6 separate regions of the Homo sapiens genome follow, and all the other regions are linked to region 2. Evidence: chromatin loops called from intact Hi-C (ENCODE). Cell type or tissue: endothelial cell of umbilical vein. All regions are shown on one strand. Region 1 overlaps NTM (neurotrimin). Region 2 overlaps OPCML (opioid binding protein/cell adhesion molecule like). Region 3 overlaps NTM (neurotrimin). Region 4 overlaps OPCML (opioid binding protein/cell adhesion molecule like). Region 5 overlaps NTM (neurotrimin). Region 6 overlaps NTM (neurotrimin).

Evidence for each region. A loop is a pair of places that touch in the nucleus more often than their neighbours do. Peaks named below come from ENCODE experiments on the same cell type or tissue, not always from the same donor. Only the 100,000 strongest peaks of a DNase experiment are listed, where the experiment ranks them.
Region 1: a loop joins it to region 2, with 9 times the contacts of the local background. A loop is called at or near these places in 6 of 110 quality-filtered maps.
Region 3: it touches region 2 in a loop (16-fold over the local background); 3 of 110 quality-filtered maps call a loop at or near these places.
Region 4: it touches region 2 in a loop (5-fold over the local background); 10 of 110 quality-filtered maps call a loop at or near these places.
Region 5: a loop joins it to region 2, with 11 times the contacts of the local background. A loop is called at or near these places in 14 of 110 quality-filtered maps.
Region 6: it touches region 2 in a loop (28-fold over the local background); 15 of 110 quality-filtered maps call a loop at or near these places.

What each region holds. Positions count from the first base shown.
Region 1 is chr11:131,745,271-131,750,270 of GRCh38, forward strand. All of the region lies in intron 1 of NTM (neurotrimin), which reads left to right. Among named protein-coding and RNA genes, the nearest start is that of NTM-AS1, 84 kb to the left of the region's middle. In endothelial cell of umbilical vein, a CTCF peak has its summit at 3,094 (motif pointing right); DNase peaks (open chromatin) are centred at 321, 3,111 and 4,031; H3K27ac peaks cover 3,868 bases.
Region 2 is chr11:133,061,434-133,066,433 of GRCh38, forward strand. All of the region lies in intron 1 of OPCML (opioid binding protein/cell adhesion molecule like), which reads right to left. Among named protein-coding and RNA genes, the nearest start is that of OPCML-IT1, 300 kb to the right of the region's middle. RefSeq lists an enhancer at 3,281-3,854. In endothelial cell of umbilical vein, a CTCF peak has its summit at 2,888; a DNase peak (open chromatin) is centred at 2,898; H3K4me3 peaks cover 740 bases; H3K27ac peaks cover 647 bases.
Region 3 is chr11:131,911,999-131,916,998 of GRCh38, forward strand. All of the region lies in intron 2 of NTM (neurotrimin), which reads left to right. Among named protein-coding and RNA genes, the nearest start is that of NTM-AS3, 17 kb to the left of the region's middle. In endothelial cell of umbilical vein, a CTCF peak has its summit at 2,449; no DNase peak of the experiment used is centred here.
Region 4 is chr11:132,938,115-132,943,114 of GRCh38, forward strand. It overlaps OPCML (opioid binding protein/cell adhesion molecule like), which reads right to left. Exons shown (of 8, transcript NM_001012393.5): 2 at 4,812-4,896. Among named protein-coding and RNA genes, the nearest start is that of OPCML-IT1, 430 kb to the right of the region's middle. In endothelial cell of umbilical vein, a CTCF peak has its summit at 3,126 (motif pointing left); no DNase peak of the experiment used is centred here.
Region 5 is chr11:131,688,962-131,693,961 of GRCh38, forward strand. The region is part of intron 1 of NTM (neurotrimin); the gene reads left to right. Among named protein-coding and RNA genes, the nearest start is that of NTM-AS1, 28 kb to the left of the region's middle. RefSeq lists an enhancer at 1,708-2,231. In endothelial cell of umbilical vein, a CTCF peak has its summit at 2,742 (motif pointing right); no DNase peak of the experiment used is centred here; H3K27me3 peaks cover 178 bases.
Region 6 is chr11:131,865,756-131,870,755 of GRCh38, forward strand. All of the region lies in intron 1 of NTM (neurotrimin), which reads left to right. Among named protein-coding and RNA genes, the nearest start is that of NTM-AS3, 29 kb to the right of the region's middle. RefSeq lists enhancers at 75-581, 2,186-2,711, 2,712-3,237. In endothelial cell of umbilical vein, a CTCF peak has its summit at 2,099 (motif pointing right); DNase peaks (open chromatin) are centred at 2,116 and 3,536; H3K27ac peaks cover 1,285 bases.

The DNA of each region.
Region 1 (5,000 bases), 1.3 Mb before region 2:
GGGAATGAGGAGGTGCCATTCAGGGAGGCTGAGCCGGGACAGGTGAAGGGCACTGCTCTCAGTCTCCTCATCTTTTAACTGGGGAGGGTTATCAAAACCTGCCTTGCAAGATGAGGCCAAAGTGATGGAATAACTTGGAAGGTGTTGAAAAGTGTAAAAGCCCTGTGCAAACATTGTAGTATCAGAATCGCTATTTTTGCTTGATCGGAGCCTTTTCCCTGGCTTAGTACAGCTTTCGGCCCCATCATTCCGCCCTCATCTTCCTTGGTTTCCGAATTACTAGAACAAGGGGTCAGTGACACATATTGAAAGGATCAGAGGACTGGAGTTGAAGTCCTGACTCATCACTTCCTGAGTTGCTCTCGTGGCCTTAGCCAAGTCACTTCATCTTAGAAATTCCATTTTGTTACTTGTAAAATTGGGGCAAAATATCTAACCTATAGTAGGTGGTGAGAAAAAAAAATGAGACAAATGAGACATCTATTTTATTATAAAGCATTATACAAATATGTTAGGATGATTATAAATATTTCTTGGGAAATATTTCTAGCTCTTAGGGAAGCTAACTCCTTTACAGAGAATAAGAGAAGTTGTAGCACTAAAATAAATCCTTTTCAGTCTGCAAAAAACCCCTGTTTAATTCACCGAAAGAAGCATTTCAAGGAAATATGCTCATTCTCCAGCCTGTGTCCCTCTTTCTGCTGCCCCCTTTATCACGTGCGCTGGTGGGAGGCTGCCAACAAAAGAACAGGGCCCTGTGAGGGGAGGCAGGGGTGTTCCCAACCCTCAGCCTGGCCATCGTCCGTCTGTCCAGGAATGTTTCCTTTACCCTCTTTGTGGGAGTCGTCATCCTCTCCTACTGCCATGGATATAATCAGAAGGACCGTGAAGGTAGATGTGGTGGGGAAAACAACAACAAAAATCCTCCCGCCGAAGGTGACTTTCAGGGCTGGTGAGATTTAATTCATTTCCCTGTGGCAACCATCAGGGACGGACATCTTTCACGGGCTGGTTGGGTACATTTCTTACATGCTGGCGGGATTTGGACGCATGCTGTGCCGCTCTTTTTCAACGCCGGAAAAGTAAAACATTGCCCAATGGGGAGCTCTCCACTGACTTGTGTGTAGGAAAATGATGTAGCCAAATTGGTGTGGCGGAAGTTTTACAGAGAGGAAAGCAGGAAGCGGCAAAGAGAAGGAAGACAGATGCTCATGAATACGTTTTTCCATTATGTTCCCAGGCACTAAGTTTGCCTTTCTTGATCCTTACGGTATAATTTTCCAGATCAAGATAAGCATTAAGCATGTTGTCTGTCTCCTCCTGTACAATTTGCAGTTTCAGGTTATGCTCAGATTGATAGAACTGTGAGTATGCAGAGACATTAATAAGCCTATGCATTTAAATAACCTTTATCTTCCAAGGAGCTCAGTTTTATAAATGATGGGACATTGCTATTTTTTTTTCCTGCTTCATATGCTTGGCATTTTTATAAAACTTTGAATTTCAGTATCATCCTTCATGAGTCTAGTGTACCCTCCGAAAAAGGCAGCGATGTCAACAAATTATTATAACAATGAGTCAGTGATACCGAAAAGAATCAGAGGACTGGAGCTGAGGTCCTCACATGTCACTTATCAATTTGCTGTAGTAGTCATAGCCATGTTACTTAATCTTAGAAACTCAATTTTGATACCTGTAAAATTGGTGTAAAAATATCTAACATATACCTTTGTGGTGAAGAAGAAAAATGACATACATATTTTTTAATAAAGCATTCTGTTATACATATATGTTAAGATTATGATAAGCCTTTCTTAGAAGCCACTGCATACCTTAGGAGCAATTTATTTTTTATACTAATATGCTAGAGGGAAACTAAGGCACAGATGGAAAATGTGCTTCTCACTACTACAATCTATAAATCAACAACTCCCCAAACTCTATGTGCAGTCAAACTGTCCTATGAACTTACAACTCACTCTTTGAATTGCCAGCTGAATAACCCACGAGCACCCAAGCTTAGCATCTCTTCTGAATTTCCTCACAATCCTCCTCCTCCACCTGAGTCTTTCTGCAGAAGCTGTTCTCTCTTCCAGTTGCTAGCACACATATCTGTGCCTTTGGGTTGTGTCTCCTAAATCTTTCTCCCATCAGCCTTTTGCTTGCCATTCAAGCTACCAACATCTTAATGAAGTTCCTCCTGTGTCCCTATTAAATGCAATAGCTTTGTAGCTGGACTCTCGGCCTTCGTTGTTCTCCTTCCATACCCCTGAAATCATCTTCCACATCTGAGATGAGTGGTGTAAATAAAATGCAAAATAAACCATGTTGCTTCTAAATGTCAAACAGTTCTGTGGGGCCACATGGACCATAGGATGATCTCAAGCTTTTCTGGATCTTGGGATCCAGAGAGCCTTGTATCACATGACTTCTTAAATGTCTGCCACTGCCAGTCCTGCCTCTCACTGGAACTGCCAGCAACAGCAAGGGAATTTCCTGAAAGCTCCATGCAATTTTTTCATGTCTCTGCCATTGACATTGTATTGTCTTTGCATAGAATCCCCTCCCCGTGTTCCTTAGCTTGACAAGCTCCTCGTTATCCTGTGATCCCAGGAATGTCTCCACCAGGACACAACCAACACATCACCACCGTGTCACCATGACTGACAACAGGCCCTCCACTGTACTCGCCGGGCACCACATAGCACCTGCCATTGTGCATTGTGACTTCAGTATTACCTGATACATCTTTCTTAGCAGAATCCATTACTTGTGTACAAGAAGCGTTGATGGTACTGTTCATATGAGATAAAGGTGCCATAAGCTAAATGTGTTCAATTAGGTATTAGAATTGTACATGCTTGGTCATATAGTCACTCAACCAAGTCTGTTAAGGGTTTACTATGTGCCTTATATTCTAGTAGGTTCTGGGTATTGTAGTGGCAAAGTGGTTCTTGGTTAGGCGTCCAGGTCATGTATCATGTAGTACATGACGGTGGACACACACTTGCCACGCAGTCACCAGGACTGTGGACATTGTCTGAAAATAGTGGCAGAGCAGCAGATAATTCTGGATTCTCACCGGCAGGGGTCAGTGCAGCTAAGCAGACGCCGCACAGCCGGCTAACTTGGAAAGACATTAGGAGCTTGGTCTTGAATTAATACCATTCTAAACGTTTTCTATTTATATGTGAAAATTCACATTTCTTTGCCTTTTGGGACCAGGCTAGATCTATTCATTCTCCTTTAATGGCTTTGTAAACACTGTGCCTTCCATGACCTGCCCCCTCCTCCCTGTGCCCATCCACTGCCTCTTACTCCATGAAGTGATTTTATTTTGAATGTATTCGTTTCCTATAAGAAGAGAGCCTCTGAGTGAATCACACATCGGTTCAAATGACCTTCTGTTTTGAGAATGTTCCCAGGGGGGTGCAATTCTTTTAATTTATTTAATCCGATGTGCTTTTTCAGAATGGCTCTCCTCTGCAAAACAGATGGGAGGGGACTGCCTGGCACTACTTCTCTTTCTCTCCACTACCCTGGAGGCTTGGCCTCTGGGCAGAAAGCTTGCAGGAGTGTATGGGACTGGACGGTTCCCAGTGCCAGGCGGCCCTGCTTTCCTCACAGCATGGGGGCTTTTGACATCAGAGGGGCCCCGGCTCGGCCTTTCTCTTGGGTGTACCTCTGTGGCCTGCCTCCTCATTTTGTTCACACAGAAAAGAAAGGACATAGAGTAGCATATGTCCTCAGCACTTAGATCATGACCATTGCACTTAAATAATCAACACTCTTTGGGCACTGTGATAAATCAACAGTTGAAACAGGAGTGGGCACTGGAGAAGCTACAACAGATGCAGCCAACTTTACTTCCGGATGAAGTTGTTCTGAATCAACTCAGTACTGGAAATCATAAAGTGATCAGGAGTGTGGCAGTACAGATCACAGGGACCTGGGTTTCAACCCTGGCTTAGCCACTTCCTAAGAATGTGAGCTTGGACCGATGAAGATGTATAAGCCACACTTTCCTGGCATGTAATAAGGGAATGATACAGATATCCACTCCCAGGGCTGCTATGAAGAGGAAATGACATAGAGCTTACAAAGTGCTCAGAGCTGTGTCTGGCACAGAGTGAGCATCTAAAAATGGCAAGAAGAATGCATGTCATTATGACATTTACAGGCTATATGCTACAGGCAAATCATTATTTTTCTTTTAATAATTGAAGGAATTTGACTTGTTAGGTGGTCCCTACCTTGATCCCTTAGCCCCTGGGACACACCTCTGTTGTTGACGTATGTCCCTGCATTGTCACTGTTTTTTTGTTTGTTTTCTTTTGTTTTGTTTGACATGGAATTTTGCTCTTGTCACCCAGGCTGGAGTGCAATGGCATGGTCTCAGCTCACTGCAACCTCTGCCTTCCAGGTTCAAGAGATTCTCCTGCTTCAGCCTCCCAAGTAGCTGGGATGACAGGTGCCCACCACCATGCTCAGATAATTTTTTCTATTTTTAGTAGAGACAGGGTTTCACTATGCTGGTCAGGCTGGTCTCAAACTCCTAACCTCAGGTGATTTGCCCTCCTCAGCCTCCCAAAGTGCTGGGATTACAGGCATCATCGTTTTATGTAGAGGATACCAGGACATTTCCCTGTCAGCTGTGCAGGGCAGACACCGAATCTTAAACATTTCTGTGTTTCTCGCATTGGGCAGAGTTCCTGGATGCAGCAGTTGCTCCGAGAATGCCAGATGAAAGCAAGCTGGGCATGCTGTCTGGGAACCCTGTGAGCCTTGGGTTTCCCCTGACCTTAGGTGGAAAGCCATTAGGCACCTGCTTACACTCAACGGAGAGAAAGCACTCATCCCCTAACGTTATCATTTCTCTCTAAGTCTGTCTTTCCAAATACTTACCTTGCATTTATTTTAGAGAGAGAACTCTTTTTATTTTATTCCTGAGATTGGGTGTTGCCACCTTTGTCCAGGATCTACACATCTGTGTGTGGTGT
Region 2 (5,000 bases):
GCAGGCATGGGAAGAGCCCTGGAGATGGAAAGGAAATATCCTTGTGGGACTAAATTGCATTCACCATAATAAACTATCACCTTGAAATGAGTGTTCCAATTGAGTTTTGATGTAAACACTAATATTTTCTTCACTCTGCTATTCTCTTCTGAGCTCTCATGTATATTTCACCACGTGTCCTACCTAGTCTTACACTCATACATCAAAGGATTGAGGGCAAGGAACCTGATTTTGAAAACATTATTCTTTTAAAGATTTATCCTCTCATCTTGACCACCTCCTTAGCTGGAAGGGAGAAGTTCTCCATAATTTATTTTAATGTGCTATGCAAAAGGGATCTTCTCATCTCTTCTTTCAAAAACTTTTCCGCAAGTCAGATTAGACAGGGCCCTCAGTTCCATTTCGTTTGTTTTCCATCCAAGCACACTTAAGTGCATGCATAAATGGGACACTAAACAGAAATTGAGGTGGGGGTGGGGGCTGAAAAGTTTGAGAATTTCATGGAAACTTTTGAGGAAGCCCATTGGATGGGGGCATAGGGTCTTGTTTAGCTACAAAAGGTGACACCAACTTTGGTTTTAGAATAAATTTCCTAGCACTGGGTGTAAAGACACCTTTCCTAGTGAAACTGTTAGCCTGGCCTAAGCTCTGTGTCATTCCAAGGGTATATGTTGTGCTAATCTCCATTATGCTCAAAGCTGCAAGTTTCCAGAGTCCACAGTGTCAGGGAGGAAAGCACAGGAGCAGCTTGCATCAGACTCCACCCGTAACACCAGACTCTACCGCAAATGTGATTCTAAATTTCTCACCCCAGATACCTGTCCTTGCCTCTGCCAGACTGGACAGACCCGAGTGAAAGGAAGTCCATGAATCCCCGCTGCACTTCCTTATCTTAAATCTCTCAGGTCCTTTTACCACCTGCATGTAGGCAAAATCGGTGTCTTCTCGAGCCTTTTCTGTTCAATTCTGACTGGCGTTACCACTATTGACAAATACTGCTGAGTAGTTTTCCAAACATTTTTAATTTGCAAATGATATCATTTAATAGAACCGAGGCTCAAGAGTCCTCCTTGCTCATAAAACATTAGTTTCCAGCTTAATGTCAAGGATTTTGGTAAAGGTCTTGGTTCAGAACGTTGCACCCTGCTTAGGTTCCAACCCTTCATCCCTCCTTTCCCTACAGATGAGATCTTCTGAGCCCTGCTTGTAGATTTAATGCGTCACCGCACCCAAGACTGCCTGAGCGGCATCCTTGGAGACCCCACTGCCCACTCTTGCTGCCAGTTCAGCTTCCATCTCCTGTTCCAGCTGGGGTTTAGGGCTGCCTCAGCAACCCTGTCATTGATCCCAATCCTGATCACTGGACCCAAGCATCGTTCCCGCCCCTGAGCCTCTGCCTTGCCAAGCTGTACTCCACAGCAGCCTCCCTAGGAATGGCTTTCTGCCTTGCTCCAGCACTGCTGCATGCAGCCAGCCGGCAGCTGCAGCGCTGGGGACTGATCTGAGGTACCTCTGCAAGACACCACTGTCTGTAAAGACAGCCGCATCCTCCTTGTGCCTGTCCAGTGCCTCCCATGGCCGGGGGCCAGCATGGGGCTTTGGGGTCATGGAGTTTTCCCGTTGTATTCCAGTCATTGTCTCAGCACGTGCTGTGAGTTCTACCGGTCAGTCCAGAGACCAGCCTTCGCAGTGTAAGTTTAGTTCCTATTCTGTCCCTTCCTATCTCTTTCTAGGGGCTCCAGTCTATAAGAGTTACCCAGAGTGGTACAGGCTCCGAGTGAGAACAGACACATGTCATACAACGGCGGAGAGAAGCAACCAGAGGGCTGGTCCCCTGGGCCACGGCTAGCCCTCAGGGATGCCTTTTCCAGCCTCCTGTCTCCTTCTTAAACCCAACAGACTAGACAGCCTCCCATGGGGTCAGAAAGGAGGAAAGCCACGTTGTGCTCTTAGAAAAGGTCCCAGGGAGCCACATTTCGTGGGCTCTGCAGTGGTGTGCCTGCACTTCAGACTGTGAAGCGGCTGCCTTCGAACCTATTTTTATAGGATGTGAATGATGACTTTGGGTCCTATTAATCTGCCGCAAGGTTTTATTCAGTCTCATGGTCAGAAAAGGTCATTTACAGAGCTGTTGGTTTTTTTTTTCGGAGGGAGTTTTGCTCTTGTCACCCAGGCTGGAGTGCAATGGCTTGATCTTGGCTCACTACAACCTCCGCCTCCCAGATTCAGGCCATTCTCCTGCCTCAGCCTCCTGAGTAGCTGGGATTACAGGTGCCCGCCACCATGTCCTGGTAATTTTTGTATTTTTAGTAGAGACGAAGTTTCACCATGTTAGCCAGGCTGGTCTTGAACTCCTGACCTCAGGTGATCCACCCACCTTGGCCTCCCAAAGTGCTGGGATTACAGGGGTGAGCCACTGAGCCCAGCCCCGGTTGGTGATTATTAATACCAGCTAGATCTTCAAAGCCATTCCTGAATTGAGAACGATTTCATGGGTGTTTTTGTGAAACGGGCTAGCTGTCAGCCGGGATTGATCACTTGACTGTGTCAGTTGCAGACAGGGCTGGAAGATATGGCTTTAATTTTCTTTCTTTCTTTCTTTCTTTAACCACAAAACAAAACACAAAACTGTTTCCTCAAGCCCCTTGTATTGGGGCCTATTGCAGGTGAAGGGGGCTGACCAAAGGAAGGAGGTGGCGCTGATCCAGAGGAGGCTGAGTGAGGGGTGGAGCGGAGCCCAGCCGAGGGAGGGAAGGAGAGGAACGCCGGCCCACTAGCCGACCCCAGCGCAACCCAGCGCGGTTCCCAGACGCTGCCGGGTAACTGATGCCGCCGGCACAGCTTCTGTTCTCACTTGTGGAGCTTTGTCTCCCCTCGCTGGGCAGCCCCTGGTACCGCAACCCGCCTGGCCGCCTTCCCGGCTGAGGCCCCCGGGCAGAGCTCCTCCGCAGGGAGCATTCCCGTGGACAAACACCCCTTTCCCTGGTAGCTGTGGCAACAGTTGATCTGTGGCAGCGGACCAGGAGGAGGGTCAAATGGGAGAAGGGACGGCCAGCTGGTCCTACCAGAGACTGTCGCTGGCGTCCTCAGGGGCCGCTGCAGGGCCACCTTGTGTGCTTGCCCTTTCCCCACGGTAGACTGCCCCGGGAGGGGGACTGTGCTGCCTGAATTCTTGTCCGGGTGGGACTGGCCTCGGTGAAGGATCCGGGAATGGGACTTCCGGGCCGGGCCGGAGGGGAAGTGTCAGGAAGAGCTCAGGCTTTAGCGAGCCTGGAGGGAAGGGAAGGCTGAGGTCTCCTCTGCCTCCGCAGCCACACGGCCCGGCGCGGGGCGGGCCGGCAGTAAACCTAAGAAGGCTTTATTCATTTCCTGGAAACGTTTCCTGGAAGCCTGGCATGTGCTAACGATACAACATTGAACAATACAAAGGTCCCTGACACGGAGCTTACGTTGCGTCCACCAGGTAGACAGGACACATACAAGATATGAAGCATAGTACATGTTTAATCTGGATGAGAAGAGGAGAAAAATAAAACAAGGAGGGAGAGGCGACCTGTCAGGGGCCAGGGTGGGGTGAGTGGAAGAAACGGTGTCCCTGACAAGGTGCCTGGTGGCCTCACCCGGAGGAAAGCACGGTGCAGAGGAAACGGTTCAGTCTGGTGCTTGAAGCCCCAGGACCCCCGAGAGAGCCGGACCTGGACGAGCATGAAGTCCCGCAGGAGGAAGGCGGCCCAGAGCCTTGGAAAATCCATCTGTGCTGAGCCTGGGCTGGGCTGCTTCACTGGGGCCTCCGGGGGCAGGATCAGCCCTGGAAAGGGCACTTTTAAACCACGTGTGCAGATGCCCACCAAGGGAACAAGGTCAGAAGGAGCCATGGCTCCAGAAGGGGTGCCGATGACGTGGCCCCCGGGGTTGGAGATGCACACCCCGCCACTGCCTGTGCTCCAGGGCAGAGGCACCTGCCCCCTAGCCAGACTTGCTTCGGAGATGGGTCGTCTCCAAGGCGCTGCCTGGAGACAAATGTGCCCCAGAGCCCAGCAAGGGCTGTAAACAAGCCGTTGTTACACGATATTGCCCGTGTGTAGGAAGGGCATCGCTTCTTTCCCTCAGTACAGTGGACACACCTGGCTCTAGCGGGCACACGCGGCCAACCTCAAGGCAGTGCTCTCTGGTTTGCCACAGTCTCACATTTGTCTGCCCAGACACGTAACTGGGACCTCAAGGGCCTTCTGTCAGCCTTGCCCTGGGATATCTCCTCCGTGTGGACAGGGTGCTTCACTTGGACTCACTGGATGGGACTTGAACACCTGCAGAGTTAAAGCTGAAACACTACCTGGGTCATTTTGGCCAGAGTGTGCACAGACCCGCAAGCACCCGAGGCTCCTGCTGCTGCGCACGCTTCCTGCCAACGTTCCCTTGCCCGAAGCTCCCTCCTCTCCCGGCTCCACCCATCACACTACTGAATCCCGATACAACACGTGCTGCTCCATCCTGCCTGTCCACACCTCTTTCCTGTGACTCTCCTCCCTCCCGGGAGTGCGCACGTCTTCATTCGTCCATCCCCTCCTGACATGAGAAATGCCATCCTCTGTGGGCCTGAGAACCTTGGTGCCCGCAACATCTGATCTCCTTAGAGTGCTAGAACAGAGCCGCCTGCCCAGGACCCTCAGGCCAGCAGCACCCTGCCCGCCTCTGCCTGCCAAGGAGGGACCATGGCCTGGGTGGTTAAGGGAGTGGGACCCTGGCTTGCCTCATGTCCACTCCTGCCAATGGCCACTCCCCTTTCAGAGGAAACCAACTCTACAACCAGTTAACAGACTAGGAATTTAAACCACAGCCACTTCCCCAATTGCAGAAACATTACTTCACCTCTCAGAGTAATGGACCAGCAATGCTGAAGACGCCTTTAAAAAAATGCCAGTCTCACTGCGCCCTCTCCTCCAACCTCCCCTTTCATAGAAGAGGTTGCCAAAGTCTAGGGAGAGTACTAGGACTTGAAG
Region 3 (5,000 bases), 1.1 Mb before region 2:
GCTCCCCGCGAGCAGTCTTCTCTGAAGTTAATGAGCCCCAAAGGAGGGGTCTGGCTTGGAGTGAATGCCCCCACTCGCCCATGCCATAGGGCTTTGCCAGCCCTGGCTCCTGCACTCTGGGAGAGCCGCTGCTTTGTCCTGGGCCTGACTGTGCCCGGGCTTTCCTGGGGTGCCTTCATGCCGTGAGCTGGTGGGCAGACAGAGATGCTTTCTCCTGTCTGAACGTGGCTTTCTGAGGCCCAAGTCATGGAGTCTGATTTGTCCGTGGAAAATGGCATTTACTGTAGTGAACTGTGTTCTGTTCCTGCTCTCCACCAAAACGGTACATGCAAAACTCGTCTACTGAAGAGAAACTAGGTTTCAGTGTTGGGTTGGGTCCTGATTGGCTTCTGGGGTTAAGGCTTACAGGCACTGGGGGAGGAGAAGAAGAAGAATCTTGGTTATGCTTTGTGTAAGGTAGAATGATTCTATCTCCCTGATTACCTTGCCTGCAGAAACGCTAACTGAATTTCCAGTGTTGATAAACCACACCTCTCATATGCGGGCAAAACACTTAATGATTGCGATGGGAAATTTTATTCTCTGGGATTTTATAAGAGAATAAGCATGAGGTGGACGTTAAGAAGGTTCATGGGAACGATTTCCCTGCCTCTCCTTGGTTTAGTCTGCCCTCCTAAATAAAGTTTTCCAAACTAAGCGACAGAACTAACCACAAGGCAACATGGCAATATTCCTGTCCTTTGCACATGAAGATTTCTGGAAAGATAACCCTGGTGCTGGTGTCTACTGTTTTGCCCCTCTGATGACTTCTTCTAGGATTGGGTTGTTTTGGACTGTATACTTAAGGCAATATCTATAGGATAGAAAATGGTGAAGAGGAGGCAATGTCAATACAGAGCTGAGTTATCAGGACATTGCCAAAGGAAGTGTGTAATTTAGGGACCCGTGCAGGGCTACAAGCATCCAGTGATCCTTTGTCTAGGCAAAGCTTAACCTCATGGCTCTGGTGAACTCCTAGTTATTTGTTGGCTCACGAGACCCACCTCTTCCACTCTTCTGAGCAAAAATAAAGCAACTTCCTTCCCCCACTCAGAAATGATTGTGTATCTGCTTTAAAAATGGATTTCAGGGGAGTTACAAATATGCAGTGATTTCAGACTACTTAAATAAAAAACCAAAAATAAATGTCTAGAGCAGTAATAATCAAGGAAATTTTCTTGTTCAAGAAATGCTTGTTCTCTGGATGCCCTCTTTGTCCCTAGTCCTTGGCTGCAAGGAGGGCCTCCCAGGGACAGAGACATTCTGAATGGGGAACATTTTAGATATAAATGGGATTTTTTTTTTCAAGGAAAAGGTGTAAGGTAGCTCTGTAGAGACTTGAAGATAAATAAACAGGAAGTGGGTCCTGGCAGACAGAGACCAGGCCAGAATCTGGTCTCCAGAAGGTAGTCTTCAAGGCTTATCAAAGTCAGGACTGTCCAGAGGGTGGCTGCATTCAGCAGAGGCTGAATCACGGGACAGGCCTGATTTAGGAGGAGCTTCTTTTTGAAATCGCGTTATCATGTACTGGCTGACTTATCTTTCTTTGTCTTCCCTTTCATGGTTCTTTTTTCTCATTCTGCCGGTCCCCCTCTCTCTTTCAGCACTAATGTTTGTTTGCATTTTCACATGTGTTCTCAACCCAGTGGTATTGTTTGGGTGTGGATGGAGATGGGAACATGGTGGAGCTTCCTTTCTAGACCCTTGAATTGACCCCAACCCAGCCAAGTTCCTTCTGGAACATCTCCTGCCATTCTGTGCCAGCCTCAGGGGCTGAATGTCTTCCTGACACTCAAGAGAAAGGCCCTGACAGTGGATGGAGCACTACAGGGCAGGGATTAGATGAGCTAGGGTCTGAGCGACACCAGCCCTTGACCACAGGCCTGACTTAGGATGTGAATCAGGCACCAGGTGTAACAAGCAACCAGTATGGAGGATGCTCAGGCCTCTCAGGATTGCCCTCCTTCTCAGACTCTGATGCGCTAGAACAAGGAAGGGCTGCCCTGCTGGGATGGACTTTGGTGGGGTGGAAGCCCCTGAACTCTCAAACATAGGTCCTGCATTTTCTTGTTCTGTGTACAGAGAGGCAAGTAGGAATTTCAGAACGTATTTTGTTTGCATAAAAATTGCTGCATTTTCACGTAACCTGACTGTAGGTTGCAACCATCTAGTAGTTCAGAGTTCTGAGTTATTTTCTTTTTGCTTTGTATTGTGTGTGTGTAGGGGGACAGAGGACCCTTCCTTCCTTCCTTCCATCTATCTTTCTTTCTTCTTCCGTTTGTTTTTTTCTGTTTTGACTAATCATATAACCAAGCTGTAAGGAACCACAACTAGGGGAGACCAGAGCACCCGTGCTCTGGCCTGGAGGGCCGCCATATCCATCTTCCTATGGGTGATTGGGTGATGATGGTGATACATGTAGTTTTCTTCATAACCAGCAGAGGACTTTTTGCTCTAATTTCATTTTATTCTGCTTTGTTCTCACCAACATCATATTTTGAGGATCTTTTGCAGTCCCTAAAGAATAAATGCTCAGCAGAAGATTCTAATTTGAGGAAACTTTAAAAAATGTTTTATCTTATCCAAGTAGCTCTAACAATCCTTGTGGAGGTATTGGGAAATGTTTCAATTAGCATAGCACTGACAGCCTGAAAAGAATTACAATTTGCAGTCTCCCACTCTTTCTGCCCTCCCGCTGGCATTCTGTAGGCATATTTCTTAAAAGGGTGAGGTAAAACAGAATCTGCATTAATAATACTATTAGCCAATGTTAATTGAGTGCTCACTATGTGTTGGGGAGTATCTAAGTGTTTTAATAATATCTCACCTATCATTCAGCCTCATGACATTAACACTTTAATAACAGCCCTATGGTGTAGGAGTTACTATTATCCCTATTTTACAGACGAGGAAACTGAGGTGTGGAGAGTTTACATGCTTTGATGAAGGTGGCACAGCTAGGAAGCTTTGAAGCCAGGCTATGAAGCACTGGTAACAATCACGTTAATAAGATACATAGTACTATCATTGGTCTGTTACTGTGTGAACATTTTATGTAAACAGTAACATTTACTCCTCACACCTCTCTGAAATAGACAATTATTCCCGGTTAAGGCCTAGAGAGGGGGAACTTACCTGAAATCACATAAGCAGCCAGTGGCAGACCAGTATGCTAGCTCAGGACTCCATTCCTTGACTTTGTACACCAAGCTTCCCAGGACTATTCAGGACCCTTTGGATTCGTGTTCCTCTCATTCCTCTGTGGCACTTAATGTCTTCCCTATTCATTTTGGCTTAGACCCTGTTTTCCAGTGTTATCTCTCTGTCTTCTTTCTTCCCTTGGGCTGCAGAGCACCTCTTGGAAAGCAAGAATCATGCCTTGTCATGGCATGAGCACTGTGTGCTGGCAGATGCTTACTCAAACAAAATGAATGAAAGCCAAACAACGATATCCCCCAGCTATATTCAGTTTATCTCCTTACCACATTTCTCTATCATTTTATTTTAAATTTCAACTACGGTCAATCAGAAATGTATTGAGTGGTTCTTTCAAGAAGGGGACTGTATTAGTCCGTTAGGCAGTGCTGACAAAGACATACCCAAGACTGGGTAATTTATAGAGAAAAAGAGGTTTAATGGACTCACAGTTCCACGTGGCTGGGGAGGCCTCACAATCATGGCAGAAGGCAAAAGGCACATTTTACACGGCGGCAGATGAGACAATGAAAGCCAAGAGAAAGGGGAAACCCCTTATAAAATCATCAGATCCTGTGAGACTGATTCACTACCACCAGAGCAGTATGGGGAAAACTGCCCCGATGATTCAATTATCTCCCACTGGGTCCCTCCCACAACACATAGGAATTATGGGAGCTACAATTCAAGATGAGATTTGGGTGGGGACACAGCCAGACCATATCAGGCACTGAGCTGGGTGTTTGGGTGTGGAAAGGCGTACGGCCTGGACTTGGCTTTTGGGGGCTTGGGTCCAACTGGAAAAGCTGGCTGTGGACAAAGAGGTCATGGACCTTGTGAGGCAGAGTACACCATGAAAACGTGGGCGATCACGCTGTCCGTGGCTGGAGCAGAGCCCCTCTGTTGGAGTGAAGGCTTTCTGTGGGTTGGCAGGACTGCACTAGCTCCTAGCTCCTGGGTGGAAGTGAGCAGACATCAGTGAGGAATCAGAGAGCCCCAGAAGCCCCAATGCATGGGTGTCATTCACTTAGAGACCTTCACTAAGCATCAACACACCTGTCACTTGGCAGTTTCAATGAATGCTTTCCACATTTCAGAGATTCCCCAATTAAGGCAGCAGCTAGTAAAGTGCATTCTTTCCTGGGGATCACTTGGCAGGTGGGTATCAGAGGCTGAACGCTGCATTCCATCGCGCCTCTAGACCATAGGCTTAGCGATTGGATGATGTTGTTTTTCCCGGGTGAGTTAGGAATTGAAGGTCTGAGAAATGTATGTAATTTTGGTTGAGTTTTGATATGGGACTCCATGGAATCACACAGACTAAATGTGGTTTTGATACTTGAGAGGACGCGGGAGTCACCCTCTAGATGAAGGAAGCTGCGGCACTTTGCTCATGTCATGTAAGGTGCTTGGAGTTTCATTTGATAAGCAGATGGATTCTCTGGTAGTCCCTCCAGCTACTCCACAGCCTCTTAAGGGCGGAACTAGGCCTCCTCCAGGCTTGCCTCCTAATCCGCAGCACATGGCTTGGCCTGTGGAATTTGCCAATAAAATCCGAAGGACTCTCATCCTGCCTTTCCTTTCACTCACTCTGTTGTGGACACCCATAAACACAGCTTATTCCAGCTGCAAAGCGTTTCCTCTTGTGGTCCGCCCTGCTGGGAACACCCCTACCCTGATCTTCCCATGGACAGCTGTTTCTTGTCATTTTGGCCTAAGCTCACAGAGAATTCCCTCCCTGATGCCTTTCCTGATACCAAATCAAA
Region 4 (5,000 bases), 120 kb before region 2:
AGAGGCAATAATACACTAGAAGTGGTTGTTTCCCATTAAGATGGATTAAAGCATTAAACCAATACTTATTTGTTGTAATCTTTAGTATCCACCACAGTATCTATAGTCAACACATAAAGCACAGCTCCTAAGCTCCAGGAGCCCCCAGACTAACCATAACCACACATGAAAAAATAACAGGTCCTAGTGTGGATCTGTTAGAACAGTGTTAGCAGCAAGAGTTACTGGAACTCTCATGAGGGCAATTCTTGACAAGCAGAAAGAATTCTGGGTGGAACTGTGAAAAAACAAATATACTTTAAAGCTGTGTATAAGTGTGGGGATAGAGGAAGAACGAGATGGAGCAGACAAAACTGAAAAAAATGTGTGAGTATTGTCAGTTGTTATTGAGGAGTTCAACTTAGTACCAGTAATAACTTGCACACATATGTTGCTTTATGGCTCACAGAACAACCCATATACTTCCTTTCCTCTGATAATGCAGACCAGTTATAATAGATATTGTTCCTGTATGTACACAATTCAACTGAAAGTGCTCAAGGCCGTGGAGTTAGTGAGAGGTAGAGTAAGAATCAACCCCAGGTGCCTAGGCCCCCAGACACAGAGCTTTCTAGGGCATTAACATTGCCCATGAGGTGCAGGCACCCATGGGGAAGATGCTTCCTTGGAAAGCAGGGACGCTGGATAAGCCTTGCTCAGAGGCTCTAGGGCCAGAAAGGGCTTTAGAGCAGTGTTCTCAATCCTGGCTCCACATTAGAAATACTGGAAAAGATGTTTTCAATGGCCACGTCCATCCCCAAACCCAGGAATTTTGACATCATCAATCTGGGAGACTGGAAATGGAATTTCTAAAAAGCATCCCAGATAACTCCAACCAGGTTAGTGCCACCACTGGAGAGGTCCTTTATGGACCTGTCCCTGCTTGAGTGTCTTTTAATGTCTTTGTCTTCCCAGACTAGGAGTAAAGTCTTTGCATTTACCCAGTTCTTATTCAGCTTGGACAACTGAAACACTGAAATGGAAAAATAATGCATTTGTTTTGAATAGTCTAATGGCTACTCAAAATCTTTTAATTTACATAAGAAGGAGCTGAAGGTAGGTGCAAAGTACAGAAACACACCCAGGCAAACAACAGAACTTTAGCTTTGGAAACTCTACTGCCCAGGTTGCTTTGGCAAAATCCCCACTGCTCAGATTATTCCTTGGCAGTAGTTAAACCTCAAATACTTGGTTTTGAATGGATTAGCTCAGAACTCCAAATGAAAATGCAGGGACATTTTAGAAAAGAGCCATTAAGCATAATCCCAGATCAGCAAGCCTGGATCAACAAAACTGATTATCCTGCTGTTGAAATAAAAAACACAAAACACCAAAACAAAAGCAAACCAGAAAGAAAATCCAGTATGTTGGTGGGAACTTTTCCCGTTGAGTGGAACAGTTACAACCACCACCTTGCCTCCATCTCACCGCAGCCCCTCAAAATGTTCATGTACACAGATGATGTGGACCCACAGAAGAACTCAAGCAAACTTTGAGGAGATTGAGGCCTGTGAAGAAAGCACAACTGGCCATCATCCATTCTGCTGAGATGGCTTAATAGACACCAGCTGACCACACTGAACATCCTGGGCTCCTTTCCTGATGTGGGCATTGATTCAGACACATGACTTCTGGATTCTTGTCATATCTAATCTAATGCAGAGCCACAGAACATTTTCAACCCAACAGCAGATAATTGTAATGAAGTGATTCTGGCCAAGAGGGCCCATTTGTAATAATGAATTCAAATCAGATTCATGGAAGCTATAATTCAACCATAGTGAAGAGCACCTTCATTTTCCATATCATCTCTCTTCCAAGAGGGCAAAATAACTCAATATTCAAATAATTATTTTTGCTTTTCAAGTAACCCTATGAAGTAGTTATGAGGAGGATAATATTGCCTCACTTACAGAAAACGAGTTTCATCCACGTTCAAAGCTTCAGTGTCTTCTTTGGCACAGCACTTCCTAATGTCCCTCAGAGCAATCAAAGACCTGTCACAACAAAACTGATATCCCAAAGGAGGAAAATCACTCTTCTCTGAGCTGTGCAGTTTTTCACTGGGAAAGTGAAAGGCAGGCCCAGGTTTCGTGACTCCTTTGCTTTTCCTAGTAGGTCTCTGGCCTCCTTATGGGACTTCATTCAAGATTTAGAAACAGATTCGAGATAGTTTGACCCAGGACAACCACATTAAAAGAGCTTTCGTGTGATGGGCATGGGTATCATTCAGTGTTTTTTGGTGCAATCTAAACATGTGATGCGCTTGGAACACTCAGTTCCCAGGTAATGAATCCCTAATGAATGTCTTTAAGGAGGCAAAAGAGTAAGAAACCACACTTAAGAATTACAGCTTATACAGCAAAAAACACCACCAAATAAAACATGGTATATTTATCTGGGGTTGAAGCCATGGGCTTCTAGAAACTGAAAACATGGACTCTCCCTCAGAGTACTGACAAATCAGTTGTTTGTTAAGATGGGAACAGAACTCTTCACCAATACAGCAAAAGAGTGAAAACAAAAGGAGAGAGATGGGGACACACAGAAATTTGCAGAAGATGTTTATTTTCTTTTAGGAAACACTGTGGTAGCAGTGAAATCAAAACCTTAAAAAATCAAGGAATAAGAAGACTTAAGTGATAAAGACAAAAAAGAAAGAAAATAATGAGTAATAGACGAAAGTATACATTATGGGAGCATCTGATAAAAATGAAGGAAGAAAATAATAAAAGAGAAGATGACATGAGCTAAGAGAATGAGGATTTAAAGAGATTAAAATGTAGATAACGTGCTGAATTTCCCTATTCTGGGGTAAATGTATAGAAGAGACGCAAAATCAACATGATACATGTGCTTACTTAAAAAAAAAAAATTACGCCATGCAATCAGATAACAGATAACAGTTATGCTAGAACATGTAAGTTGTTCTTTTTTTCTGCAAAGAACAAAAAGCAACTATTCAGCTTTTCTTTTTTTATTCCCATTCCCATTCCCAAGCCCAGCTGCTCAACATTAGAATTGAAGATCATGAAAACAGGCCAACAGCTAATAAAAAATTGGTAGATGGAAGCTGGCCCTCTGCTGGTGGAATAGTCTTACTGCATCTCAGAAAGCAGAAAGCTCAAGTTTTGAAGTTTCTGGTTTAATTTTGAGGGACAGGAAGAGGACAGAGGATTCTGGAAAATTCACGACTGAGATCCTATTCAATGCTAGACCTCTTTGCCCCCAGTGGCACATTAGATGGTAAAGAGGTGTGTGGCAGCATCAACATCCCTGAACACTGGTAATATTTACTGACATTTTCTTGGTTAACATGTATTATAACCCGTGTGCTGCTTATATCTTTAAGCCAACTAGCTCACTGCAAATGCGTATTGGGAAATGTTCCCTGATTCCTCATGGGACCTTCTTTGAAGCAATGAAGTAGGGATATTACATTCTAGTCTGGGGCAGGCTGAGTGGTACCCACATGGCCAGGAGGACTTTTCCTTCACATCTCCAGGAAGGGCCTCTCTATTCTCCTTTTTTCTCCATTTGCTTTGGGCTTCTGAGAAACAGCACACAGGATTCTGGGACCTGTTCTCTAACTAAAAAGAAGATCCAGCTAAGTATCACCCAAAGTGGCAGAATCCAATCTTCACCCTTGGGCTTAGAAAAAGAATTCTGGTGTCCCAGAGACAGGTCTTTCCTCCTCCAGGGAGAGGCTTGTCTAGATGCAGGAAAGGTTCCACCAGAAAAGCCAAGGGAGGAACAGGAAGAACCCCCACCGTCACACTGTCCTAGGGGAAGCCAGGCATTTTGGCTGCAGAATCTGGGTCAGGATGTTTTATTGTCACCATAACCATCAAAGTCATAGGCAGGGCAAATGCATTCGCCCTGTGTACATTGTGAGACATAGTTAAGCTGGGACGTCCCTGAATCTGTCTCCTAGGACCAGAACTGCCTCATTAAAGGGATAAAAGATGATATCTGCTGAGCTGGTGGAAAGTGGTGGCTGCATTTTTATTAAAGTATCTGCTGCAGCAAGTCCAGTCCCCAAAGGTTCATATTCCAAGATTCTCCACCTCTCTGCCTGGAGCATGCAAGTGATTCTCTGTAACTCATTAAGGTAAAACAAAAAGCTCTCCTATTGTGCTTTTCACACAGAAGTGATGTTGTTGCATAAAAGCTACATGTTTCCTTTCCTTGGACCCAGTCTGCAAAAATAAAACTGCTGTCATAATTTACAATAGGGACCCTAGGAGCACTACACCAGGTTTGGCACGAGTGCTGGGTCTTGAGGAGACTCATAACAGGCCGTGGGCTGACACTGGTAATTCCACAGCCTCACATTTGAGGTGCATCTCTGATAAGGGCTAGCCTGGTGGTCCTGAGGACGATCCTGCCTCATCATGTACCTTCTGGCCTGTGACAGCCATCCAAGGGGCTCAGGCTAGCCCCCCAGTGTTTCAAACCCATGCACTCATGTTCTCATCACGGTGCCCAAGCAGGAGAGAATCTAGCCTGTCGTGGCTTCAAAGAACCATGGAGTCCCACACGTGGACTTCAAGGTTCACGCATAAGATCCTGGACCAGCATAGCCGGAGCACAGGACAAACCTGTCCAGGGGCACGGCAGTCGGCACGGCAGCACGCAAGCGGGCGCCCCTCGGGCCTGCACAAGGCCCACTCGCGTTCCGGTCCCCCATGGAGCCTTCTGCCCCCTCTTCCCTCCTCTCCCCAGCGACCACAGCCCAGGGGCTCGGCCCCCGCGGAAGGACAGCTCCCTACCTGAGGGTGGCGCTCTCCCCCTGCCGGACCGTCACGTTGTCCATAGCTTTGGGGAAGGTGGCATCTCCGCTGCGCACGGGCACTCCTGTGGGTACAAGGAACAGCAGCCTGAGAGACACGACCACGAGGCACTTCCAGGGCAGGAACAGGTACCCACAGACCCCCATTCTCGACAGCCACAACTTCCCA
Region 5 (5,000 bases), 1.4 Mb before region 2:
GCAGGACACACTCTTAGTTAGCTAGTTGGTTTTTAAAAATGCATTTAGTTAGTTTTAATTTTACACGTGCATGCCTTCAGTGAAAACGAGAGCTACCAATAAATTGGATGTTTGTTAAGGAAAATCCCCGCAGCCCCCGAGGAAGGAAGGAACACTCTCCAAGGATGTCTCCCTACCCGGAGCTCTGCTTTTTACTTGTGAGGACCGAGCCCCTTCTCCTGGGAGCCAGTGCACTGCCTGTGGCTCAGCATGAGGCAGCGGGGAGGGCCCAGGACCAGAGCCAGGCAGGAACACAGGTGGCCCGGCAGGGAAGGCTGCTCTGGCCCTGCCTTGCCTCCCCACCCAGTATTGCCCAGCCCCTCAGAAGCTAGCCATGGTAAAAAGGCTTGGCTCAGGAGGGGCTGGAAGGACTGAGAAAGGAGAAGGGTCAGAGCCAGGGCAGAGTGAATCTGTGTCTCTTCTGATCCCAGCACAGGACAAAAGCTCTTTAGAAAAACAACTTTCAGGGGTTTAATTCAACACTATCTCAGTCCCTAGGCCAGACTCATGAGATTCATCCCCTGGAATTCAGTTTCCCCACAGATGTTGCTTTTGGCCCCATTGCCCTGGAAGCACTCAGTCCTTCACAGATGTTCTGAGGACAGGTGGAGGTGAAGTCCTTTAGGAGGGGCTGGCTGGGCCTCAGCAGCCTTCTGAGAGGACGGAAAACGGAAGGCCAGCAAGGGTGCCATGGATCTTGGGTCCTCTCTGTCCCATCTCCCCTCCCATACCGCAGGCTTGGACTGCACTCCTCAGAAGGTGGGGTCAAAGCTGTTCTCACCCTTCCTGCTGGCAGCTGGCACCCCAGGCCACCTCCTCCCACTCTTGCCACCTGCCAGCCTTCCAGAGAGACTCAGCAATACCAGTTATTACTGGTCGTATACCTATTACCTGGGTAGAGGGATTCTCATTTACACAGTTGGCTCCCTCGTCCACATATGATGAAATTCTATGGGATAACCCTATGCTGTTGTGTTGGCAATGACAGCAGAGAGGACATGAACCTGGTGGTCTCACAGGCAGAGACCCATGTTGCTGAATTCATGATGAGATCTCATGATCACTCATGATGAGATCAGCACGTCTCTCCCCTCACACGTCTGTCCCTGAGCTCACCTATTTGTGGAACTGGGTAGAGGAGCACACCAAGATGGCAGAGAAGGCCTGGAATCCAGATGAGAGGAGAGAAAAGTATGACACGCAGCGAGGCTTCCCTGAACACCTTGGTGCAACTCACACATTCACAGATATTTCATTAGGAATATGAACAAAACTGTCAGAATTCCAGAAATCGAGGGGCAGGCATTCTCCCAGGGGGATGCATGTAGCAGGTAGAGATGTGAACCCCAGTACCAGAAGAGGTGGGCATGACACACAAACACCCCGAGATCAGATGGCAGAAACCCGGCCCAAGCCAGCCCAGCGCACCTAGTCAGTTCCCGGGGACTGTGGAGATGCTGCACGGGCTCAGCGCGAACCTTGCTGCACGGGCTCAGCATGGGCTCACGGCAGAACCCAAGCACCCAGGGGACTCCACGCTTACCCGGAAGGGAAAGCGTTCTCTGCCCTCAGAAACATACACCGTGGACGCTGCCTTGTACGGAAATACAGAACACACTTCCCATCTGCAAGGTGTCAGAGCGCGGGGCGCGGGGCCTGAGTGCGGGAGAATGGCTGGAAGCAGTGAGAAGCAGCCTGGGGTCCAAGGAAGGCAGGACGTGGGTGCTAAGCGTAGGCCGTGGCCCACATCCTTGGGGAACAAAATGGGAGGATTCCTCCTTACAGTTTGGGATCATGGAGCAGAGCCAGCCTGAGGCACACGGCGGGTGAAGACGGGGCTCAGAAGGAAGCTGTTTGTCCTGTCCACCCCGTCACTTCCCCATCAGAGCGGAGAGAAATGTCAAGGGGCGGGTGGAAGTGGAAGCTGCCTTGATCGAAACCCAGGGAGGAGAAGGGGAAATCCTCAGCGAGGGCCCTTGGAGCGGGTGGGGAGCAAGGGGCTTTGATCACTCAGCGGGGCCTTGCCCTTTCTGGAAGGGTGTGCGGTCTGGGTGGGCGAGTCTCAGACCGCAGAGGATCCGGCGCCTGCCCCACTCTGGAGCCGGGGAGCCCTGGGCTGTGCTCTAAGCAAAGCCTGCAGCCCCCGGAGGGCGCACCAGGGGCCCAGGCCACCCCCGGCCCTGCACCCACAGCCTACGGCCCGTCCCCCCGCAGTGCCAGGGCGGTTCCTTCAGTCCTTGACCTTCGCAGAACGTAGTTCAGATCCTCAGGCCCAGCAAGCGCCCCTCTGTTGGCGGCCGGGGGCCGCGGGGAGTTCGCCCCTGTGGGTCTGGGCCCAAGGCGCTGCCCGGATGATAAGGCAGCTTCTTCGGCGGCCGCTCCTTTTCCGCCCCGTGCGCCCAGGGAGTCCACGTCACGAGGAGCTCCGGGTCCAGGCTGGCCGAGCCGAGAGCCGCGGGGCGTGGGCAGGCGTGGACCCCACACCACCTTGCTCCCTCCTGGCCCCCCGCCAAGGCGATGTCGTCGCCTGGACTCCATCCCCTTGTCTTCCCTGAAAGCCCCCCCCCGACTTCCCTTCCATGTCCTTCACTGTTTTCTCTCCTCCTTCTCTTCCATGTTGTCTTCTGCTGAATATAAACCCCACAGCGGGTAAAGATGGCAACCCCAGGGCGCAGCCACCCCGCGCTCCCGCTCGGCCCCGCCAGGTGGCGCTGGCGCGTTCTTTCCGCGGCGCGGGGCTGAGCGGAGCGGGGCTGGGCTGGGCGCAGCGGTCCCGGGGCTGGGAGGGAGGCGGCGCATCCACACAGCTCCGCCAGGTGCCAGGCGTCTTTCGTGTGTCATGTTACTCATTACTCATAACACGAACAAAACAAGACTGCTGGGCGAGGTAAATATCGTTAGCTTTTCTAAATGAAGAAGTTGAACACTATGGCATCTGATCGAGAAAAAAGAGGGAGCTGGACCCCCTCCTGGATGGGACTGCGGGCAGGCGTGGGAACTGTCATCAAGGCATCCCACATGGCCCCTAGGTAAGCACGAGTGAAAAGTCTCAAAGGGAAGGGAGGAAAAACAGAGGAAACGGGCAGGGAGTCACAGGCTGACACTTCGCGGTTCTTTACAACCTCGGTCTTTCTCTTGTCCTTCCACTCTAGGGCTTGAAACCTTCCCTCCAGGATTGACTCTGATGCCCCTAGACCCTGCCTACAAGAGGTGCCACCTCCCATGCAGACCTCTGGGTGATGCTGGCACAGGGCTAGTCCATCTCCCATGCAGATCTCTGAGTGATGCTGACACAGGGCTAGCCTATCTCCCATGCAGATCTCTGGGTGATGCTGACACAGGGCTAGCCTATCTCCCATGCACATCTCTGAGTGATGCTGACACAGGGCTAGCCTATCTCCCATGCAGATCTCTGAGTGATGCTGACACAGGGCTAGCCTACCTCCCATGCAGATCTCTGGGTGATGCTGACACAAGCCTAGACCATCTCCCAGGCAGATCTCTGAATAATGCTAGGTCCTTTTTGAAGAAACTGAGAGAGAAAGAGAGGGGATAGAGAGGAGACAGAATGAGAGTAGACAGAGGAAAGAGAGAGCGTTTCCATTTTGGCATCTGGGCCAAGAAATGCAGCCATATAAAACTGTTCTTACCTAAGCTTTGATGTGGCATCAGGGATGAAAGTGCCTTCCCTAGCTTCATAAAGGATGTCACACAAATGCAGAGAATCAGGCAAGAACCCAAGAAACCAAATCACCCAAACCTCTGTGTGACTCCTTCAGGGTTATAGACCCTGAAAGTAAAGTCAGAGGCAAAAAAGGGGTTAAAAAGGAGACTCGATTGCCTAGTGATTCCAGGAAAGAATCAAAGGGGTGAATGTCACTGAGCATTCAGGGTTAGTGTCAGATGCTTCAGCCAAGAAATCGCACGGCAGGTCATTAAATGAATTTAGCTGGGATTCTGGGTTTTACATTGTGGTTAATTAATCTATGTAAGTATTTATAGTAGTAATGGCAGAGCAGGGACCATCAGCCAAGACAAGTCATTAGAAGGCCAAGTTGGGCAGGCCTGCAGATGGGTGGGGAGGGTTGGGACTGGGAGTTTGGCCTTGCAGGGAATCACTGTGTTCTGGGCATGGGGGTCAGGGCAGAGGTGGGCTGGGGAAATTCACAAACAATCCCAGAGCTCAGGAGTCAACACCCTGGGCAGGCTGACTGCGAGTGGGGCAGAGGCTGATTCAGGGGATTGCTTTCCTCTTTCTTAGTTGTTCTGTCTCTGTGAGGGATGAGGAAAAAAATCTCCAGCTGAAAAATGTCACCTTCAACCTGACACTGGAGCCAGAACATTTACAAATCTGCCTGTCACCATGACAGCCTGACGGATAGCAACCTTAGCCGGGACGGAGTTAAATCGCCAGGATAAGTCTTGCAAAAAGTTTTGGCTCTTAAGATTTTTATCATCAAGACAGGTTAAGGAATGGGGGGCATGGCTTCCAAACACGAAGGAGACTCAGGCCCCGTGCCTGACTTCCCAGGAAATCCAGCAGCTGCAGGATTATCTATTACCTGAGGGGAGGTGACAGGAGAAAATTACCCAGCACCAGCCCCATCTGTTGCTGAGCACCGTTTATTTCACCTTCACTTAATTCACTTGGTTTGTCATTTTTCCTTTGTCTCAGTGTCATCCACCCAAATCCTATGTATATATGCCCTGGTGTTCCCAGCTGGGCATTGTGGCTGCAGAGACAAAGCCTCGGGTATCTTTTCAATGAGCTGCAGTCACTATGGAGTGTCTCTCTCCTCCCCTCTCCACTGTCATTTCCTCCATAATTGATTAGAAACTGGAAGCGAGAGAGGAGAAGCTGCTTTTACAGCCTGGGTCTGCAGGTGGAAGCACATTCCTGTGTTTGACTTCGTCTCTGGAGACCTGTCTCTTTCAGGAAGAGGTGGAAGAGTATACATGAA
Region 6 (5,000 bases), 1.2 Mb before region 2:
TACACACACATGCTACATACACACATGCTACACACACACCTCCCACACTCACACATGCTACATACACACATGCTACACACACACCTCCCACACTCACACATGCTACATACACACATGCTACACACACACCTCCCACATTCACACATGCTACATACACACATGCTACACACACACCTCCCACACTCACACATGCTACATACACACATGCTACACATACACCTCCCACACACTCTCACACATGCTACATACACACATGCCACACTCTCACACATGCTACATACACACATGCTACACACACACTACACACACACCCCACACACTCTCACACATGCTACATGCACACACACACACATGCTGCACACACATGCCTCACATACACATGCATGCCGCACACACACGGTGCACACACACAGCACACACACCACATGCTGTTCACACCCTCATGCTGCACACACACATGCATGCGTTGGCAGGTGCTTCCTTTTCACCCTTCTTTTTCCATTCAGCCTTGTCCCAAATTTACATGGGAATAAATAAAAAACAAAGCAAAGATTGCCTGTGGGGGTGGGGCTGTCCCCCTCAATGGCATCTGCAGGTTGCTGGCTGTGTTTTGCAGCCCGAGGCCTATTTCTCAGTCCCAGCTCCTTGGGGCCAGAAGCCTGGAACAAACCCAAGGGCAGGCCTTAGGCACGGGGACCTGCCCTGACTCCTCCGTAGGGCCAGGTTGGCCATGCCTTCAGAGCTCCAAATCCCAAAGGAATGAGTATGCAAAACTAAGACCCACCTCACATTAATTTAGTGGGTGAACTGTGTGTCTCCCCCTCCCCTGCAAATCTATATGGACTAAAAATACCTGCGCCCTCCATGGCGCCCAAGACTGCTGACAAAGGAATTTGCATTTGCAGTCAGAAACACCCTCGGATTATTTTTGAAATCACCTCCCTTACATTTTAAACAGGTTGGTGGATTCATCATTTAGGCTGCCACCAGGAGGCAGCTATTAAGAGATGTGACTGGGAATGGCATTTTTCTTAAAAAAAAGTGGCGATTTCACTACAATGTCGTGATTTTTTTTGGCTTAAAAATAAAATCTGTTTGAACCTAGGATTCTTTAGACAAACTGATATCTTCAGGGAAAGTAGATTAATAGGAAATGTTTTTGGAGGAACCAGGTGTCTTCCCAGTTCCCGTGGAATGACAGCAAGGACAGTGCGCGGCAGCCAAGATGGAGAACAGGGAGGAGGTGGGGGAAGGGGGCACTCCCTTTCCTTCTGGGCCTCTTGGACTAGGGGAGGGGAGGACAGGGTGCAATCGCAGGATCAATTAGCAGCCCAAAAGTAAATTAGCCAGGAAATTAGCTTTTCAGGTGTCCAACTGTGTGTCTTCTCAAAGACTGCAGTCCTACCCATCTGCTATTTACGCTTTGTGCAGGGCTCGGGAAAGAATGTGGTCCCACTTACACATCCAGCCTGCCAGAGAGCAGGTCTCAGGGATGCCTAAACGCAGTGGGGAAGTTGGAAGGATCCGCAAAGGCTGGAGTGGAGAGGTTGCAGCAAGGAGGAAAACGCTGTGTGCGTGCGGATGGAGAGGTCTGCCTGTATGTTTGTCTGTGTGTCTGGGGGTGTGTGTGTGACCGTGTGTGTCTGTATGTGTGTTTACGTCTGTGTGTATCAGTGTGAATAACCATATGTGTATGTGTGTGTGTGTCTGTGTGTGTCTGAGTGTGTGTCTACCTGTTTATCTGTGAGCGTGTGTACACGTGTGTATTGTGTAAGTGTATCTGTGTGTGTGCGTGTTTGGGTGTCTGTGTGTGTCTGCCTGTGTGTATGTGTGTGTACACATACCTGTGTGTGTATGTATGCATGTGTGTGTCTGTGTTTATGTCTGTGTATCTGTATGTATAACCATGTGTGCATTTCTTCATATGTATGTCTGTGTGTCTGTAGGAGTCTAGGTCTGGGTGTCTGTGTGTGTAAATGTGTCTGTGTGTATGTATATGCCTGTGTGTATGATGCGGGCATGAGATTTGCAGAGAGGGTGTTGGGGCACAAAATGAGGACTTGGTTTACACACAAGCACAGGCCACGGAACCCCACCACCAGCAGATGGAGCTGAAGGTACAGTTTTGCGGGAGGCCAGGCTGAACTGCCAGCTGTTTTGGTTTGCTGGAGACCTCAGAAAGAATGACCATGTTGAGTGGAAGAGCTATCTGCATGGAGAGAGAGGAAACCCCAAACACACCCTGGAGTCTTGCTTCTTCACTACGAAGCCAGTATTGTTTTGACTTGCTGATTGAATTGCAGGTGGAAACTAAATACATCGTACCTTGCTTTATTTCAGTGTGTGATTGGGAGATAAGGGTCCCCCTGTAGCCAGTTTAGAATTAGAATTTTAAAGTCTGGATAAACCTTAAAGAATCCAAGGCATCCTTTTGCTTTACAGATGAGAAAAAAAGGAGCTGAATTCTCTGGCGTTTTTGTTTCCTCGCCCTCACTCTGTCCAAGCCCCGCAGCCACCCACCCTTTTTTGTCCCAGTCTTTCGTATCAAAACCTCCCTCCTACCTCTTTTTCCTTCCTGTCCAGTACAGTCTTTGATCACCTCCCACCTGAGCTCATTCAATGGTCTCCTAACTGGCCTCCCTGCCTGTGGGCTTTCCGCACTCCGGCCCTCTCCACACCACCACAAGGTTAACCTTCCAGCCCAGCTCTGATTGTGTCGGGCTCTGTGCAGACCCTTCAGTGGGCCGCCACTGCCAGCAGCTGCAGAATCAAACCCGGCTGTAGCCTGGCTCCAATCTGGAAATGACACACCTTTCCAGCCTCACACTGGGTCACCTCTTTTGCCCTCCCTCTTCGAGAGCCAAACTGAGTTTCTTGCGATGTCCGTGCACACCCTGAGCTCTGTGTCACTCTACCTTTGTTATTGTTTTCTTTTTCAATTTGTCCTCGTCGTATTTTATTTCCAAATGACTCCTCAAATCTCCCCTTCACATGCTACCTTCCCTATAAGGCTGTCCTGATGACATCAGCAAGAAAGATCTATTTCCTGCTCTGATCTCTCCAGGCACTTCCTCTTGACCCCTCTGCTGTAACCTGGGCCTTTCACTGTGATTATCTGTATTCACATCCCATCCCTCTGTCTTGAAGAGACTCACCACTTTGTTTTCCCACTACTGTTGCATATAGGAACTCAATAAAGTTTTGTGGGCAAATGAATACAAGTATTTGACCTTACATACATTTTTCCCAGCTCAGCCTGCATTTGACGTGGTTTATGGTGGTTTCCTCAGCTCAGTCTTTCCCACTGACAGACAGCATGACCACGTGCAATCACCCCCCAGCCCCCCGCAATGTGCCTTCAGTATCCTCAACTCTCAATTGAGAACATGAGTAAAAATTAGTAGATTTCACTTTTTTTAATGTGTGTGCTATCCCCTAGCGTCAGGCAAGTTTATCTCCCGGGCCCTCTCCCTTCCTTGATGACTGGAAGAGGGAACAGGCGCAAACTCATAGCTGCTTCTCCCCGCCTACGCGCTATGACTTGTTGGAAAACCATTGTTTCAGAGGAGGAGTCCTTTCCGGCCCTGCCAGTCATTGTGTGATTTACAACAACTCCTTCTACCTTTCGTAGCTTGAAGACTTCCCCACTCTCCTTCGGGGTAGATGTGGAAGCAATATAAGAGTGAAGAAGTTCTACTGTCTCCGGCATCTGTTAACATTTCACTGGCTTCCCGAGAAATTGGCTCATCCTGTCCTTGCTCATCTTTTGTCCCAAGTAAAATTTAAAATTATTTCAGATGGCTTAGTCGATGCCAGCTTGTAGCCTTCCAACTGCTATTTCTAAAAATTTATGCTCTCATTTTATTTTATTCTTAGGAGGATGATAGACTTTTAGAAACAGAAGGAAACTTCAGTGATAATTCAGAAAATTTAATTTAATTGTAGATCTCAGGCCCAGGTGCCACTGTCCCATGCTTTCTTCCTTGTCCCTTGTCCTTCCTCATCTAAGATAGCTCCTGGAATTCCCATTGAAATGGAAGCAAATCTTAAGGTTAGAGCCTGGCCCATCCAGCTCTGAACAGTTACTGCTCTGTGAGCACGGCTCTCACTCACCTTTCCTATGCCTTAAGGACTTCACTGTTGGTACAGCTTTAAGTCAGCCGATATTTACTGATCACAGACCATGTGCTATGCAAAAGTCATCTTATTTCATTCACACCTCAGCTGTACAGAGCAGACGCTAATTTTACAAGATGGAAAACAGACACAGGAAGTTTAAGTAACTTGATGAATGGCCCTCACCTTCAGGAGGTGAAGCTGGGATAGAAGCCTGGGAATTCTGGCTCGAGTCTTTGCTTTTATCGAGTCCATTTTCATGCACTCTTGTGAAGGCAAAAGCTTAGGGGAAGGAAAAATAGTTCCATGCTGAAGTCACAGTAGAAAGAAAGTGGATGGGCTTTGGATTTAGAGACAGCTGAAATGAATCCTGGTTTTACCATTTACTTACATGATCTTGGGAAAGCTACTTTAATTTTCAGAGCAGTGGTTTCTTTATTAACAAAATGGGATAATAATACTATTGCAAATGAAATAGCACACTAACTGAAGTTGTATGTGTGCAATGCCTAGCAATGGCTCCTGGTTGAATATTGGGTGCTCTCTGAATGATGGTCTCTTTCCTCTGAGTAGAAAGCTTGGCAGCCCTTGTCCCGCCTGATGGGTGCCCCAGCCTGGTCATATGTCTGGAGCTTAGCCTAGCCTAAGGTTGGATTCCAGGCTGTGAGCCAGCGAGGGCCCTCCTCTTTAAGCAGTGCCCCTTTGTAGCTCTGAGCAGCTTCTCTCACCCCTCCCTACCTTTTCTGAGGTTCAAGGAATTCTATTCCCTTGAATCTTAAGGGGGAGAAAGTGCTGATAAAAAGACAACAACTTGCAAAATTTAGAAGCCAATTCTCAGAGAGAAAATGATTGAAATAAAACCCTTTTAGCACAGGACACAGCAT